2 separate regions of the Homo sapiens genome follow, and region 2 is linked to region 1. The links are chromatin loops, found by intact Hi-C in ENCODE. Cell type or tissue: heart left ventricle. All regions are shown on one strand.

Evidence for each region. Hi-C counts contacts between places; a loop is a spot of excess contacts. Peaks named below come from ENCODE experiments on the same cell type or tissue, not always from the same donor. Only the 100,000 strongest peaks of a DNase experiment are listed, where the experiment ranks them.
Region 2: a loop joins it to region 1, with 4 times the contacts of the local background. A loop is called at or near these places in 18 of 110 quality-filtered maps.

Annotation. Positions count from the first base shown.
Region 1 is chr14:96,008,904-96,016,903 of GRCh38, reverse strand. No RefSeq gene overlaps it. Among named protein-coding and RNA genes, the nearest start is that of C14orf132, 26 kb to the left of the region's middle. In heart left ventricle, no CTCF peak of the experiment used is centred here; no DNase peak of the experiment used is centred here; H3K27me3 peaks cover 457 bases.
Region 2 is chr14:96,258,704-96,266,703 of GRCh38, reverse strand. It overlaps BDKRB1 (bradykinin receptor B1), which reads right to left. Exons shown (of 3, transcript NM_000710.4): 2 at 3,934-4,052; 3 at 1,941-3,031. The coding sequence starts at 3,021. The coding sequence ends at 1,960. BDKRB1-AS1 (BDKRB1 antisense RNA 1) reads left to right here. Exons shown (of 2, transcript XR_007064322.1): 2 at 6,812-7,473. Among named protein-coding and RNA genes, the nearest start is that of BDKRB1-AS1, 5.9 kb to the left of the region's middle. In heart left ventricle, no CTCF peak of the experiment used is centred here; a DNase peak (open chromatin) is centred at 4,609.

The DNA.
Region 1 (8,000 bases):
ACTGCTAGCCATTGAGAATTCCACAGTGAATATCTTATCTGTGGTTCCTTCCCTTTGAGTCTAGTGGATCCCTCCTAGTTTCAAGAGTCCATAGGTAACAATATATTTTTAAAATACAGTATTTACATTACTGTGGGAAACCACTGCTTCTCTTTCCTGGGGATTTTCAATTAGACACAGACACACACACACACTCACACACACACATGCACACACACTGCAGCAATCATCCATGCAAAGTAAAGCAGGCCATTGATTATGGTAACTAAGGTTGTCCAGCATTGCTTTAAAAATATTAATATTTCTGCCAAAGAAATCCTGCGTAGCTTCAGAATCACATCTATCGGCTACCTCCTGAAAGGGAGGGTTGTTGGCAATCAAGATAAATGAGCCACGGAAGGGGTATATATCAGCCAGTTCAATCCACCAAACAGAGAAATAATGCTGGAGACAAGTCTCTGAGACCAAAAAGCAACTAACTTACAAAACGAAAACCTGAGCACTAGTACTCAGCATTCAGCCCCATACTGCACTGTACAGGAAGGCTCCAGGCTGCCACTTGGCAGAAAAATCTCCAGGAGTTGTCCGTATTCTGCAAAACTCGACCTAGGAATTTCATTTTACGTGTGTCTTAGTGAAATAAAAACACATGGCATAGGAAAGCAAGTACAGGAATATTTACTGAAGCAATGCTATAACAGCAAGAAAAGGAAAGAAAATGAACAAAAGAATCAACCTCAGTGACCATCAATTAAGGACTAGATAAACAGATTAGAATATATTTATAGTGTGAAACTATGCAGTACTCAAATTACTCCCTGTACTAACATATAAGGATTCTAAGGCATTAAGGAAAAAACAACCCATCTTAAAATTAAGATATAATGCACAGAAAGCAAAATTTATCCTTTTTAGTGTACAATGTTGTGAGTTTTGGCAAATGTAGGCGGTTGTGTAATCATCACCAAAACTATGAATAGAAGAGTTCCATCACCCACCCCCAGAGTGTACCCCATGTTCCTTTGTAGTCAGCCACTACAACCATCCCAGCTACAAGCAACCACTGATCTGTAATCTATCCCCATAATTTTGTCTTTCCGAGAGTGTCATAGAATGAAATTATACAGTATGTAGTCTTTTGAGTCTGGCTATTTCACTTCGTGTAATGAGTTTGATATACACCGATGTCATTGTGTTTCAGTAGTTCATTCTTTTTTATATTGCTGAAGGGTATTCCATTGTATGAATGTGTAAGTTTGTTTATCCATTCCCCATTTAAGGAACTTGAAGTTGTTCTCCTGCTCTTTTCTTCCCTTGCCCCTCCTCTTCCTTACTTGGCTTATAAAAAAATGAACCCACTATAAGCACTCACACATAGTTTTAAAAAATTGAGCTATAACTCACGTGCCTTTAAATACATCATTTTAAAGTGTACAGTTCAGTAATTTTTTCTGTATTCAGAGAATTGTGCAACCATTATCATTGTCTAATCCCAGAACACTTTTTTCACACCAGTAAGAACCCCATATCCATTAGCACTTACTCCCAATTTGCTTCTGCTGCCAGCCTATGGCAACCACTAATCTATTTTCTGTCACTATTGATTTTCCCCTTTCAGTATATAAATGCACTCACAAAATATATGGCATCTTGTGTCTGGCTTTTGTCACTTAGCTTGTCTCAAGTTTCATCACTGTTGGAGATGTATCACTACTTTGTTTCTTTTTATAGCGGGAATATTACATTGTATAGGCACACCACATTTTGTTTATTCATTCATTAGTTGACGGATATTTAGGTTGTTTACTTATAGCTATTATGAATAATTCTGCTGTGAACACTCATGTACAATTTTGTATGAACACGTTTTCAATTCACTTTGAGTGGAATTGATAGCTCTCAGGATAATTCCATATTTAACTTGTTGGAACTGCCCATTTTTTTTTCTAGTGTGGCTGTACCGATTTATATTTCCACCAGCAATGTATGAGGGTTCCAATTTCTGCACATCTGAGTTATTCAATACTTGTTATTGTCTGTTTTGTTGATTATAGTGTCTAAGTAAAATGAACAATAGAGATGAATCTTTACATTTAAAATGTTTTATTTGGAAAGCAAGAATTGCGATTCAGGGCACACACACAGACCAAGTGGTCCTCAGCATGTCCCAAAGAGAATGTTGGAAATTTTATTAGAAAGAGACATATTCTGTATTGTTTTGAAAGAAGTTCATTTGCACTAGAGAAGCTTTTGGGAGATAGCAAGCTTCTTGCTAGCTCTGATTAGTGAGTGATGGTGGTAAGTAAAACCAGTGTTAGGGTCCCAGCAGGTTGTTTCAGCAGCTGCTAGGTAAAGCTGTTCTTGGAGTTACAGCAGGCCATTTAGGCACCTGGGCCTGTGGAAGATTTAATTCTTGGAGCAGGTGCTACGAGCTCCCAGGGCTTTTTCCCCGTAGCCCCCTTGACTGATTTATTTGGGTATGACAAGAATGACCCAATTTGAATAATTAACTTTCACACTAGCAATCCTAGTGGATGTGAAATGTTGTCTCACTATTTGAATTTCAGTAATGGTTAAATTATGTTAAGCATTTTTATGTGCTCATTGGCCATTTGCATATCTTAATTGGAGAAATGTGTATTCAAATTTTTGCCAATTTTTAAATTGCGGAATTTGTCATTTTATTGTTGAATACTAAGAGTTCTTTATGCATTCTAGACACAAGTCCCTTATCATATTTATGATTTGCAAATATATTCTCCCCTTTTGTAGATTTTGTGAGCTGTATTTTCACTTTCTTGATGGTATCATTTGTAGCACAAGTGTTCTTAATTTGGATGTAGCCCAATTTACGTATTGTTTCTTTTGTTGCTTGTGCTTTGGAGATTATATCTAAGAGAACATTGCCTAATCTAGGGACACATTGCCAGATCTAGGGACTTAAATCTATTTCCATTTCATCTAGATTATCTAATTTGTTGGCATACAATTGTTCACAGTATTCCTTTAAAATCCTTTTTATTTTTCAGAAGTCAGCAATAATGTCTCCTCTTTTCATTTCTGATTTTATTTAGTAATTTGAGTCTTCTCTTTTTTTTCCATCAGTTTAGCCAAAGATTTTGTCAATATTGTTAATCTTTTCAAAGAACAAACTTCTGGTTTCACTGACTCTCTCTGTTTTAAAAATTCTCGATTTCATTAACTTCTACTCCAATATTTATTATTTCTTTCTGCTGGCTTTGGGTCTGGCTTTGGGATTGCTATGACTTAGGGTGGAGGCTAGTTTATTGATTTGGGGATCTCCTTTTTTAATATACGCATTTACAGCTATAAAGTTTCCTCTTTCCACTGTTTTATCTGCATTTCATAAATTTTGGTATGATGTGTTTTCATTGTCATTCATCTCAAAATATTTTCTAATTTCTCCTATAATTTCTTCTTTGATCTATTAATTACTTAGGAGTGTTTTGTTTAATTTCCACATATTTGTGAATTTGCCAAATTTCTTTCTGTTGTTGATTTTTAATTTTATTCCATCATGGTCAGAGGAAACGTAGCAGGACGAGCTGCAGACAAAACCTCTCAGACACCGAGTTGTAGAAGGAAGGGCTTTATTCAGCTGGGAGCATCGGCAAGCTACTGCCTTAAAATCTGAGCTCCCCGTGTGCACAATTTCTGTCCCTTTTAAGGGCTCACAACACTAAAGATTTCACATGAAAGGGTCATGATTGATTTGAGCAAGCAAGGGGTACGTGGCAGGGGCTGCATGCACTGGTGGTCAGAGAGAAATAGAACAGGGCAGGGAGTTTCACAGTGTTCTTCTATACAATGTCTGGAATCTATGGATAACATTGGTTGCTAAGTCATGAGTTGATTTTTAACTACTAGGTTTAGGCCAGGCAAGCCCAGGCCTGGTTTTGGGCCTGGCACCAGGCTGCCTGTCTTTGGTTTCACTTCCTTGTTTTTTCTTAAAACAGGTACTGAGTATAAAACAATATAAAACAATATGAGAGGGTCTCTCTCTTCCCTCAGAAATACTTAGTATGATTTCAGCCAGCCCTTTTTAATTTATTGAGAATTATTTTATGGCCTAACTTGTGGTTTATCCTGGAGAATGTTCCACATACATTTAAGAAGACTTCATTTTTTTAGTGCTGAGTGGAATGTTCTATAGATGCTTGTCTTCCTCAGTGACAGACATAGCTGCTTTACAGTATTGTTCAAGTCTTGTATTTCTTTGTCTTTTGTCTATTTGCTTTGTTATTAAAAATGGGGTGGAAATTTATCACATAAAGTCCTTACTGCACCATTCCTTGTGGTGGTATCATTCATACACAGCTTTTATGTGAATATAGTTTTAATTTCACTTGGATTAATACCTTGGAGTGGGATTGTTATGCCATATGTTAAGTATGTATTTAACTTTGTGAGTGATATAGTTTGCATATTTGTCCCAGCTCAAATCTCATGCTGAATTGTGATCTTTAATGTTGGAGGTGGGGCCTGGTGGTAGGTGTTTGAATCATGGGGGCAGGTCCCTCATGAATGGCTTGGGCCAACATCTTGGTGATAAGTGAGCTCTCACTCTGAGTTTACACGAGATCTGGTCATTTTAAAGTATGTGGCACCTCCTGCTGCCCACTCTTTCTCTCTCCTTTGCTCTGGTTTTCACCGTGTGATATGCCTCCTTCCCGTTTGCCTTCTGTCATGATTGTAAGCTTCCTGAGGCCTCCCTGGAAGCTGAGGAGATGCCAGCACCATTCTTCTTGTAAAATATGTAGAACCATGAGCCAAGTAAATCTCTTTTCTTTATAAATTATCTAGGCTCAGGTATTTCTTTATAGCAATGCAAGAATGGCCTAACACGGGAAATTGGTGCCAAGGAGTGGGGCATTGATATAAAAATATCTGAAAATGTGGAAGCAGCTTTGGAACTGGTTAACAGGCAGAGGTTGGAAGTGTTTGGAGGGCTCAGGAAAAGAAAGGAAGATGAGGAAACATTTGGAATTTCTCAGAAGCTGGTTCAGTGATTGTGACCAAAATGCTGACAGTGATATGGACAGTGAAGTCCAGCAGCTGAGGTGGAAATGAGGAACTTATTGGGAACTGGAGCAAAGGTCATGTGTGTTATGCAAAGAGCTTGGCTGCATTTTGTTCATGCCTTAGGGATCTGTTGAAAGTTAGAACTAAAGAGTGACAACCTAGAGGAGCTGGTGGAGGAGATTTCTAAACAGCAGTGCTCAAGATATAGCCTGGCTGCTTCTAACAGCCTATGTTCAGATGTGCAAAGAAAGAAATGACTTAAAAGTTGGAATTTTGGAACAGTTGGAAACAGGAAGCAGAGGATAAAAGTTTGGAAAATTTTCAGCCTAGCCATGTGGCAAAGAAAGAAAAAGCTTTTTCAGTAGAGGAATTCAAACAGACTGTGGATCAATCATGTGTTAGAGATATTTGCATAATTGAAAGGGAGCCAAGTGCTAATATCCAAGACAATGAGGAAAAGGCCTCAAAGACATTTTAGAGATCTAAGAGGCAGCCCCTCCCATCACAGGCCTTGAGGCCTAGAAGGACTAAATGGTTTTAAGGGCCAGGCCCAGGGCCTCTATGCCCTGTGCAGTCTTGTGACACTCCTCCCCACATCTGGACTGCTCCAGCTCCAGCCTTGGCTCAAAGGGACCCAGATACAGCTCAGCCTGCTGCCTTGGCATCCTCTATGTCGTGTTTAGCCTTCAGGTGTGCAGAGTGCAAGAGTGAAGAATACTTGGCAGCTTCTGCCTAGATTTCAGAGGCTGTATGAGAAAGCCTGCATACCCAGGCAGAAGTCTGCTGCAGGGGTGGAGCCCCCAGAGAGACCTCTGCTAGGGCATTGCCAAGGGGAAATGTGGGGTTGGAGTCCCCACACAGAGTCCCCAATGGGGTACCACCCAGTGGAGCTGTGGGAAGGGTGCCGCAGCTCTCCAGAAGTGGAAATGGTAGAACCACCAGTAACTTGCAATCTCAGCATGGAAAAGCAGCAGGTACAGAGCTTCCTAAGAGCCCACTCCTTGCTCCAGTGTGCCTGGATGCAGGATATGGAGTCAAAGGAGATTATTCTGGAGCTTTAAGATTTAATGACTGCCCTGTTGGGTTTTGAACTTGCGTGGGGCCTGTAGCCCCTTTCTTTGGCTGATTTCTCCCTTTTGGAATGAGAATGTTTACCAAATGCCTATACCCCCATTATATCTTGGGAGGAAATAACTTGTTTTGATTTTACAGGCTCATAGGTGGAAGGGACTTGCCTTGTCTCAGATGAGACTTTGGACTTTTGAGTTTACGCCAGAATGAGTTAGGACTTTGGGGGATTATTGGGAAGGTATAATTGTGTTGTTCAATGTGAGAAGGACATGAGATTTTATGGGCCAGGGATAGAATGATAGTTTGAGTATCCATCCTCACTGAAATCTCATATTGAAATGTAATCCCCAATGTTGGAGGTGGGGCCTTGTGGGAAATATTTGGATAATGGGGGCAGATCCTTCATGAATGGCTTCAGCCATCCCTTTGATGATAAGTGAGCTCTTGCTCTGAGTTCACATGAGATCTGGTCGTTTAAAAGTGTGTGGCACCTCCCCCTCTCCATTCTCTCTTTCTTGCTGTTTCTTTCACCATGTGACATGCCTGATTACCCTTTGCCTTCTGCCATGATTGTAAGTTTCCGGAAGCCTCCCTAGAAGCTGAGCAGATGCCAGCACTATGCTTTCTGTAAAGCCTGCAGAACCGTGAACCAATTAAACCTCTTATCTTTATAAATTACCCAGTCTCAGGTATTTCTTTATAGCAATGCAAGAATGGCCTCATACAGTGAGAAAATGCCAAAGTATAAGTGTCTGTACCATTTGCATTCCCAACAGCAAGGTATGAGAGTTCCAGTTGCACCTCATCCTTACCTAAGCTTCCTGTCATCAGGTTTGCTTTTTATAAAGTTATGTTAATTGGTATGTAGCTTTATCTCATTTTGGTCCAAAATTCTATTTTCCTCATGACTAAGGACATTGAGCATCTTTTCATATACTTATTTGTTATCTGTATATCTTCTTTGATAAAAGTTCCCATTTAAATATCTTGTCTATTTTAAAAGTTGTTTGTTTATTGAGTTTTAAAAGTTCTTTATACATTAGAAACAAGTCTTTTACCTGACATGTAATGTCAAACATTTCCTCCCAGTCTGTGGCTGGTCTTTCCATTTTTTAAAGTGTCTTTCAAAGGGCAGAAGTTCTTAATTTTGATTAGGCCCTATTTATCATATTTTCTTTTATGGGTCATGTTTTTGGTGTTGTATTTAAGAAAGCTTTACCTAATTAAGGCTATAAAGATTTTCTCCTATTTTTTTTTCCCAAAAGTATTGTGGTTTTAGGCTTTACATTTAGGCCTGAGATCTATTTTGAGTTAATATTTCTATAGTGGGTAATGCATGCCTTGAGGCATATCCATTTATTTGCCTAGGGATATTCAATTGTCCAAGAACAATTTGTTGAGAAAAACTATCATTTCTCCATTAAGTTGCCTTTGGGACTTTGTCAAAAACCAAATGACCACATGTGTATTGGTCTATTCTAGTCTGTTCCACTAATCTAGATGTTAATCCTTTTCTAATAGCAGATTCTCTTGACTGCCAGCTTTATAGTAAGCCTGAAAATCTGGTAGTGTGAGTCTTCCAATTTTGCTACTTTTCTTACAATTTGTTTTGCCATTCTAGTTATTTTTTAAAATTTCCATAAAAATTTTAGAATTACTTTGCCAATTTCTACAAAAAAGTCCTGCCAGGATTTTTAAATTTATTTTTATTTTTATTTTTTGAGACAGGATCTCATTCTCTCACCCAGGCTGGAGAGCAGTGGTATGATCATGGCTCACTGCAGCCTCGACTTCCCAGGCTCAGGTGATCCTTCCACCTCAGCCTCCTGAGTAGCTGGTACTACAGGTGAACACAATTACACCCAGCTAATTTTTGTATTTTTTGT
Region 2 (8,000 bases), 250 kb before region 1:
TGGCTCTTCTTCTGTTTCTTGCTGTCACCCAGGTTCTCTCACTATATCCATCCTTTAACACACTGATCTCACTTCACTTCCTTCTCTCCCTGTGCTCGTTTCTTCCCTCTCCATCATTCCCCCGAGTCTGACCAGGATCCCCAACTCCCATGACGTATGGCCGTCTATCTGGCTAAACCCTACTCCAGAGCAATCCTTTCCTGGGTCTGTCGAGCATTATCAGAGTAAATTCACACAACACAGCCACGCTTTCCAGCTTCAATGGGGCCCTCAAAGCTGCCTGGAGCCCACCATCCTTCCTGGGTGAACTGTCTTTGCCAGCTGACCATGGTGGACCCAGCCTGTCCATTCTCCTCCAGCCCCAATTCTCTCCATGACCCGCCTCCTCCTCTGCCATCCTTCAACCTCTCCCTCCTAACCTGTAACCCCACCTGCCTCTGGGCCTACTTTGTTCCTTCTGTCTGGAACACTCCTTTCCCCCATTTTGCTTGGCCAGCTTCTCATTTTTTGGGATTCAGTTTATGTGTCTCTTCCTCCAGGAACCCCTCTCTAACCATCCCTCCCAGCCACCCAGACTGGAGCCCTGCTCTGGTTCTCACGGCACCCCTCACCCTGATGGTGGCGGGCATCCTGCTCTATGACAATCCCTTAATTATTGTCCTGGTTGCTGTGAGCCCCTGGAGGGTAGAGACACCGTTAGGCTCACCGTTGGGTCTCTCATAGCAAGACCCGCACCAATGCATTACACGTTCAATAAGAGCATGCACAAGCATTCTTTTGTGAGCAGCTCACCCTTTCCCGCCTCTGCCAGCCCTTCCTCCCTGTCTCCACGTATCCAGATTGCACCCTTTGTGGAAACCAGGCTCACGGCTGACTCCCTTCACAGCGTCTTCTCTGCTAACCTGAGAGGGAACCCATCCCCTTTCTCGCTGAAGGCGCAAGATGCTGGATCCGTGGTGTGTTCATGCAATTTCTCATTTCATTTTTTATATTATAATATTTAGATGTATGTAAGTTCCTTGAATATAGAACTTCTAGCTATACCATCCCTGTATTCCTGGCAGTTAGCCTAGAAAGCTTTGAATAGACAAATGGAAGTGTAATAAGAGAGGCCATTACCCGATACTTGTTATTTGTTTCCTGCTGCTGCTATGACAAATTACCAGAAACTCGGTGGCTTAAAATACAAATGGGGCCAGGCGCAGTGGCCACGCCTATAATCCTAGCACTATGGGAGACCAAAGTGGAGGATCACTTGAGCCCTTGAGTTTGAGACCAGCCTAGGCAATGCAGGAAGACACCATCTCTACAAAAAATAGAAAAGTTAGCCAGGCATGGTGGTGCACACCTGTAGTCTCAGCTACAGGAGGCTGAGGTGGGAGGATCCCTTGAGTCTGGGAAGTTGAGGCTGCAGTGAGCCGTGATTGTGCCAGTGCACTCCAGCCTGGGTGACAGAGCGAGACCCCATCTCAAAAAAGCAAAGCAAAGCAAAGCAAACAAAGCAAAACAAAACACAAATGTATCCTCTAACAGTTCTGGAGGCCAGAAATCCTAAATCTGTTTCCCTGGGCTGAAGACAGGGAGTTGGCAGGACCCATTCCTTCTGGAGGCTCCAGGGGAGAAGCCATTTCCTTGCCCTTTACAGCCTCTAGAGGGTGCCTGCAATCCTTGGCTCGTAGTGGCCGTCCTGAATTCCTCTGGCCTCTGCTTCCATAGTCACATCTCCTGACTCTGAGCCTCCTGCCTCCCTCCTATAAGGACCCTTGTGATTATATAGGGCCCACTTGGATAATTCAGGATCATCTCCCCATCTCAAGACCCTTAATTTGGTAACATTCATCAAGTCCAGGGATTAGGTACCCCCCAATCTACGGGAGTAATCATTTAGCCTATCACAATAGCATTTATTATGTCACAAAGAATTGATAAGAAAGCCAAGCTTCTTGGTTCAATGCTGTTTTAATTCCGCCAGAAAAGTTGGAAGATTTCTTTCCTATGGGATGAAGATATTGGAGCAAGACTTTTAGGGGTGCATTGTTTATAAAGTTCCCAGACCTTGGTCCTGAAGAGCCGGCCCACAAAGACATAAATTACTGGATTCAGGGAGCTGTTAGTGAAGGCAAAGAAGTTGGCCAATTGCAGGCCCAGGTCAATGAAGTCCTCCCAAAAGCAGCCTCGGACTGCTTGCACCTGGAATAAGAATTCCAGGAAGGCAAAGAAGTGGTAAGGGGCCCAGCAGACCAGGAAGGCAACCACGAGCGTGAGGATCAGCGCTGTGGTCTTGCTATCCTTGCGGCCCCCGCACCTTGTCCTGCTGACCTCCTCCCGCGTTCGCAGGGAGGCCAGGATGTGGTAGTTGAAGAAGACGATCGCAGCCAGTGGTAGGAGGAAACCCAGAATATTTAACTCCACAATCCTTGCAAAGTGCCAGGCCTCATGGGGGAGGAGCAGGATGCAGGCGGTGATGTTCAGATCTGGGACGGCTTGGATGGATCGCAGCAGGAATGTGGGGATGCTCAAGAGGCCCCCCACAACCCAGATGAGCACGCAGGTGACCCGGGCCTGCCTCCGCCGCTGCTGCCTCCGGCTGGCCATAGGGTGCACCAGCACGCGGTAGCGGTCCTGGCTGATGGCCACCACCAGGAAGATGCTGATGAACAAATTGGCCTTGATGACCCCGTTGATGACACGGCAGAGGAGGGCTCCGAAAGGCCAGTTAAACTGGTTCCAGATATTCTCTGCCCAGAAGGGCAAGCCCAAGACAAACACCAGATCAGAGGCTGCCAGGTTGGCCAGGTAGATTTCTGCCACGTTCAGTTGCCGCCGGGGCAGGAGGAAGACCAACAGGACAAAAAGGTTCCCTAGGAGGCCGAAGAAACAGATGGAGATGATAAATGTTGGCAGCACTCTGTGCAGCAGGTCCCAGGCTTCTGGAGCATTGTCACAGGCCGTAGCATTTTGAGGGAAGAGCTGGCTCTGGTTGGAGGATTGGAGCTCTAGAGGGGGCCAGGATGATGCCATGCACAGTGACCTGAAATGAACAGAAGGTAGAATAAAACAGGAAGTGGCAGACTACAGCCTATGAGCCAAACCAACCTGTCACCTGTTTTTGGACAATAAAGTTTTATTGGCACAGAGCCACACCCATTCCTGGACGTATTATCTACAGCTGTGTTCATGCTACAAGGGGGAGTCGAGCGCTTGTAACAGAGACTGTCTGGCTTGCAAAGCTGAAGATATTTACCATCTGTTCCTGAGGGGGAAAAGTTTGCTGACCTCTGGTTTAAGGGATGGTGCCTGAGTCCAAATCCCGGTACAATCACTCAGTGTGAGCTACTTAGAACCATTGACTTTTACTTTCCTTTTTAAACATTGGAGAGAATCGTGTCTCTCTTGTGGGATCACGGGAGGGCTGTTGTCAGGATCTACAGGGTGCTTAGCTCCGTGCCTTGCATAGAGGAAAGACTTTGGAAGGTAGTGATTAGTCTTAGTAACAACTGTACCATTATTATTATTACTATTAGGGTTTTAACAGGCATTTAATGAGCCTCTACCTCTTGCCAGCCCCTTGCCAGGCACTGGAGATATGCAGGACAGAGCAGCCCCAGCCTCATGGGGCTGCAGACATGGAGGCAGAGGTCATGGCTTGAGATAGAGCTGAGGGAAGCCCGGGAACAGCAAAGGAAGCTGACCTGTTGGGGCTGGGACCAGTGTGGTGGCCGGGGTGGGGACAGTGCTAGGAGGTTCCTCTTACAGGCTTGAAAAACATGAGTATTGGCCGGGTGTGGTGGTTCACACCTGTAATCTCAGTACTTTGGGAGGCCAAGGCAGATGGATCAGATGAACCCAGGAGTTCAAGACCAGCCTGGGCAACATGGTGAAATCCTGTCTTTACAAAAAATACAAAAATTAGCTGGGCATGGTGGTGCATACCTGTGGTCCCAGCAACTCGAGAGGCTGAGGTGGGAGAATCGTTTAAGCCTGGAAGGTCGAGGCTGCAGCGAGCTATGATTGTGCCACTGCACTTCAGTCTGGGCCGACGGACTGAGACCCTGTCTCAACAACAACAACAACAACAAAAAAAAAAAAAAAAAAAAGGAGAGAGAGAGAGAGAAAAGAAAAAAGAGAAAGGAAAGCATGAGTAATAAATAAGGATAACAACTAACATCTGTTAGATGGTATTAATGGTCTGTGTTCCAGGCGCCATTCTAAGTGTTTCACATTTAAGTATTTTCTCATTTAATCTTCCTGGCAGCCATTCAAGGTAGGGGCCATTGTCATCTCCAGTTGGCCAATTAGAAAATTGAGTGCTGAGACCCGGAGTCGCCTGTCTGAGGTCACACAGCTGGTCAGTAGGGCCTGGATTCAAACCCAGGCAGTCTGATTCAAGAGCCTGATTGAGATCCTGTGCTTCTGTCTGCTCTCTTCTGCTGCACCTGTCCCCACGCGATGAATGACAAAGCCAGGCTCAGAGAAGTTAACCAGCTTGTCGGAGAAGACCTAGGTGGTGGTTACAGTGCTACGCCAGGAACCTTGGTCTGCATGGACCCCAGAGGCCGTGCTCACAGCCATGCAGCTGACTGGCCTCCCACGCTTGCTGGAGGAGCTACAGCTGGTGGGTACAGTGTACACTATGAACCTTGGTCTGCATGCACCCCATAGCTCATGTTCATAGCCACGCAGCTGACCTGCCTCCCATGCTCCCATGCTGAGTTTCACCGGGAGAGGGATAGAAAGCTCTGTCTCTTTCCATAGGGAGGACTGCATCTCCCAGCCCTCTGCGATCCCACAAGGGGTAGATCCCATCCTGTGCTCATGGCTTCGTGGCCTCCTGCTGGCAAAACCGGCCACAGCCAACTCAGGGATCCACAGAATACTATCTGCAGAATGAGCAGCTGCCTACACTGCGGGATTTATGCGGCTCCAGACAATCTTCAGAGCCTAAACATTCTTCCCCAGCTTGGATAGGTTAATATACGCCCGGTGCTTGGCAGGGTTCCTGACTTATTGTAAGCACGTGGCAAACATTAGTTGTCACTGTCATGATTGTTATTAATGGGTGACACCTGAGATTCCTTCAACCCCGCAAAGCCTCACAGATACCAACAAAAGCTATTGTGTAGCAGAGAATTAACCTTGGAAGAGCATATTTGGCTGTGTAACCTCAGGAGAGTCAGTTCATGTCTCTGAGCCTGACTTTCCTCATCTAAGGAAGACATGATGTCCTCAAGAGGCCCTTCTAGCTCTGACATTCTGTCATGTCACTCACATGGAGTTATTCACACCGGGGTATAATTCACTGGTTCCTCCAGTTATTTATTTGCTGAACAAGTATTTACTGAGAATGTACTATGTGCCAGGCACTGTTCTAGGTATTTAGGACAAAGCAGTGAATACAGCAGGCAAAAATCCCTGCTCTCAGTGTGCGTATAAGCCTAGCAGGAGGAAGAAGTTGATAAACAATACACACACTAAATAAACATGCTGGCGGGTGACAGCTGGGGAGAGTAGCAGGGCAGGTGGTGAGAAGTGATCAAGTGATCAAACTCTAGAGGTGTTTTGGAGGTAGTAACACCGTGATTTTCAGTTGGATCTGGGTGGGAGAAAGGAGAAATCGGACAATGCCAAGGTTTTTGGACTGAACACTGGGAAGTATGAAGTTGTCATCAGCTGAAATGAAGGTGACAGAATGAAGATGAAGCAGTTTTTTTTGTGGGGGGTGGGGAAGAACAGGAGTTCAACTTTGGAATTGTTAAGGTTGAGATATAAATTGGACATCACATGGGGACATCCAGCAGGCAATTAGGTAGACAAGTGTGGTATTCAGGGACAAGATCTGGGATGATGAGACCTAACTGGGAGTTGTAACTATAGGAATGGCATTTAAAGCCACAAGGCTGGATGAAATCACCAAGGGAGAGAGTAGATAAAAGAGCAGAAGTTGCACAGCTGCCGGTTGACAGATCAACAGGAGACATGGGAAATTATGATTTGGTGGTTGTGAAATGTCCATGGCACATGGAAGCTGAGCAGTCCCCACCCAGAGCATAATATGGAGGAGGCTGGAGGCTCTTGTTACAATAGTTTGGTCATTTTTTGCAGGGCATAAATCCAAAACTATGTGTATTTTATCATTTGGCAATACTTAAAGAATTTGAAATAAACCCTTTTGGAGTAATGAGCTAAAAAACAAATATTTAATGGAAATTTAAGTACTGCACTTCTGTTGCTCAAGGAAGTTGTTGATGAGCAGATAGCTTGCATAGAACGTTTGTTGACATTTGCATCACTATGGGGTCTGTAGCAATTTCACTGATTGCAAGAAAACCTAAGACACAGAGCTGCTACTTTAGAAATTAGTAATTTTAAGAACATTGCACCAGGCTGGGCGTGGTGGCTCAAGCCTGTAATCCCAGCACTTTGGGAGGCCGAGGCAGGTGGATCATGAGGTCAGGAGTTCAAGACCAGCCTGGCCAAGATGGTGAAACCCTGTATGTACTAAAAATACAAAAACTAGCTGGGTGTGATGGCAGGTGCCTGTAATTCCAGCTACTTGGGAGGCTGAGGCAGAGAATTGCTTGAACCTAGGAGGCAGAGGTTGCAGTGAGCTGAGATCGCACCAGTACACTCCAGCCTGGGTGACAGAGTGAGACTCTGTCTCAAAAAAAAAAAAAAAAATTGCACCCTAAGACACGGTTCTCATCCATGTAGCTGCAAAAGATGCTGATATAAGATCATTCTGAGAGGCATGACTTTTCCCTTAGATCAAATGACTGTTCTTTAAGTTAACTCAGCTCACATTTAATTCCAGCTTTTCTTGTGCACGTGCAACAGTGGAAGTGATGGCTGACTGTGTGTTGGCTCCATAAGAAGAACATCACAGAAAGCAAAATGGTGCCAGCTCAACACCAGTATCCTCGGACTCTTCAGACAGAAAAACCTGTTAATTCCAATCACAATTCATTCTTTCATTCAGCTCATGGAAGCCAAGCAGGGCTTTGGGACATTCATTCTGGCAAAGTGAAACAACTGACTTTTTGTGAATGCTATTTAAGTTGTTTAAATTTTCCACATTGGAAATAAAGTCATTGCATTTTTGTGAGGATAAAACACAAATTGTGGTGGAGTCCAGCGTCATGGTAACAATAATATTCCTACTAAATTAAGACACTAATGAAACAGAAATGTGATTGGAACAGGTCATGGTGCACACACAATTTGTTATTGCATATAAATAAATGTCAATATTCTATAAATTGACATTTATAGACGTACGTGACAAAATTTACAAAATGTTAAAACATATGCACAGATTTACTGAACTACAAACTTGTGATAAAGTTGTTCATGAATTTTTTTAAAAAACTGGACTTTCACATGTGTTTTCTCTTTTATTTTCCCATTATCAATCAATTTTAGTGGACATTGAGTCTCAGCATCCTAAAATGTTATTAAACAGTGTATTAAAACAGATCTATAAATTTTCGTTGAATTTTGTTCCAAATCAGTTGGAAATATTTAGTCAAGTTATTCAATGAATAGAGCAGCAAAACGTCAACTTTCAAAGCTTTTAGTGAATTATAAATATTGAAAACAAAGCTGGTATGCAGAAAAATTATAAAATGTATCAGAAAATGATCAAAATCAAATGCTGTACAAGAGTTAATTTTGAAATTCTAAAATGAGCTCTGGAACATTTCAGCTTGTGGGAAGAATCTTTTTAATTGGATAAATTCATGTTCTGTATGAAATGAGATGAAATTGAGAAAGCCAATGATTTTTTTTTTTTTTGCAGTATCTGAATCTGACAAAACATTCAAAACTTATAAGTAGGTACAACTTATTTGAAAGGTTTAATCTGGTTAAAAAAAAATACGTGTGGGCTGGGCACGGTGTGGCTCATGCCTGTAATCCCAGCACTTTGGGAGGCTGAGGCAGGTGGATCACATGAGGTCAGGAGTTCAAGACCAACCTGGCCAACATGGTGAAACTTTGTCTCT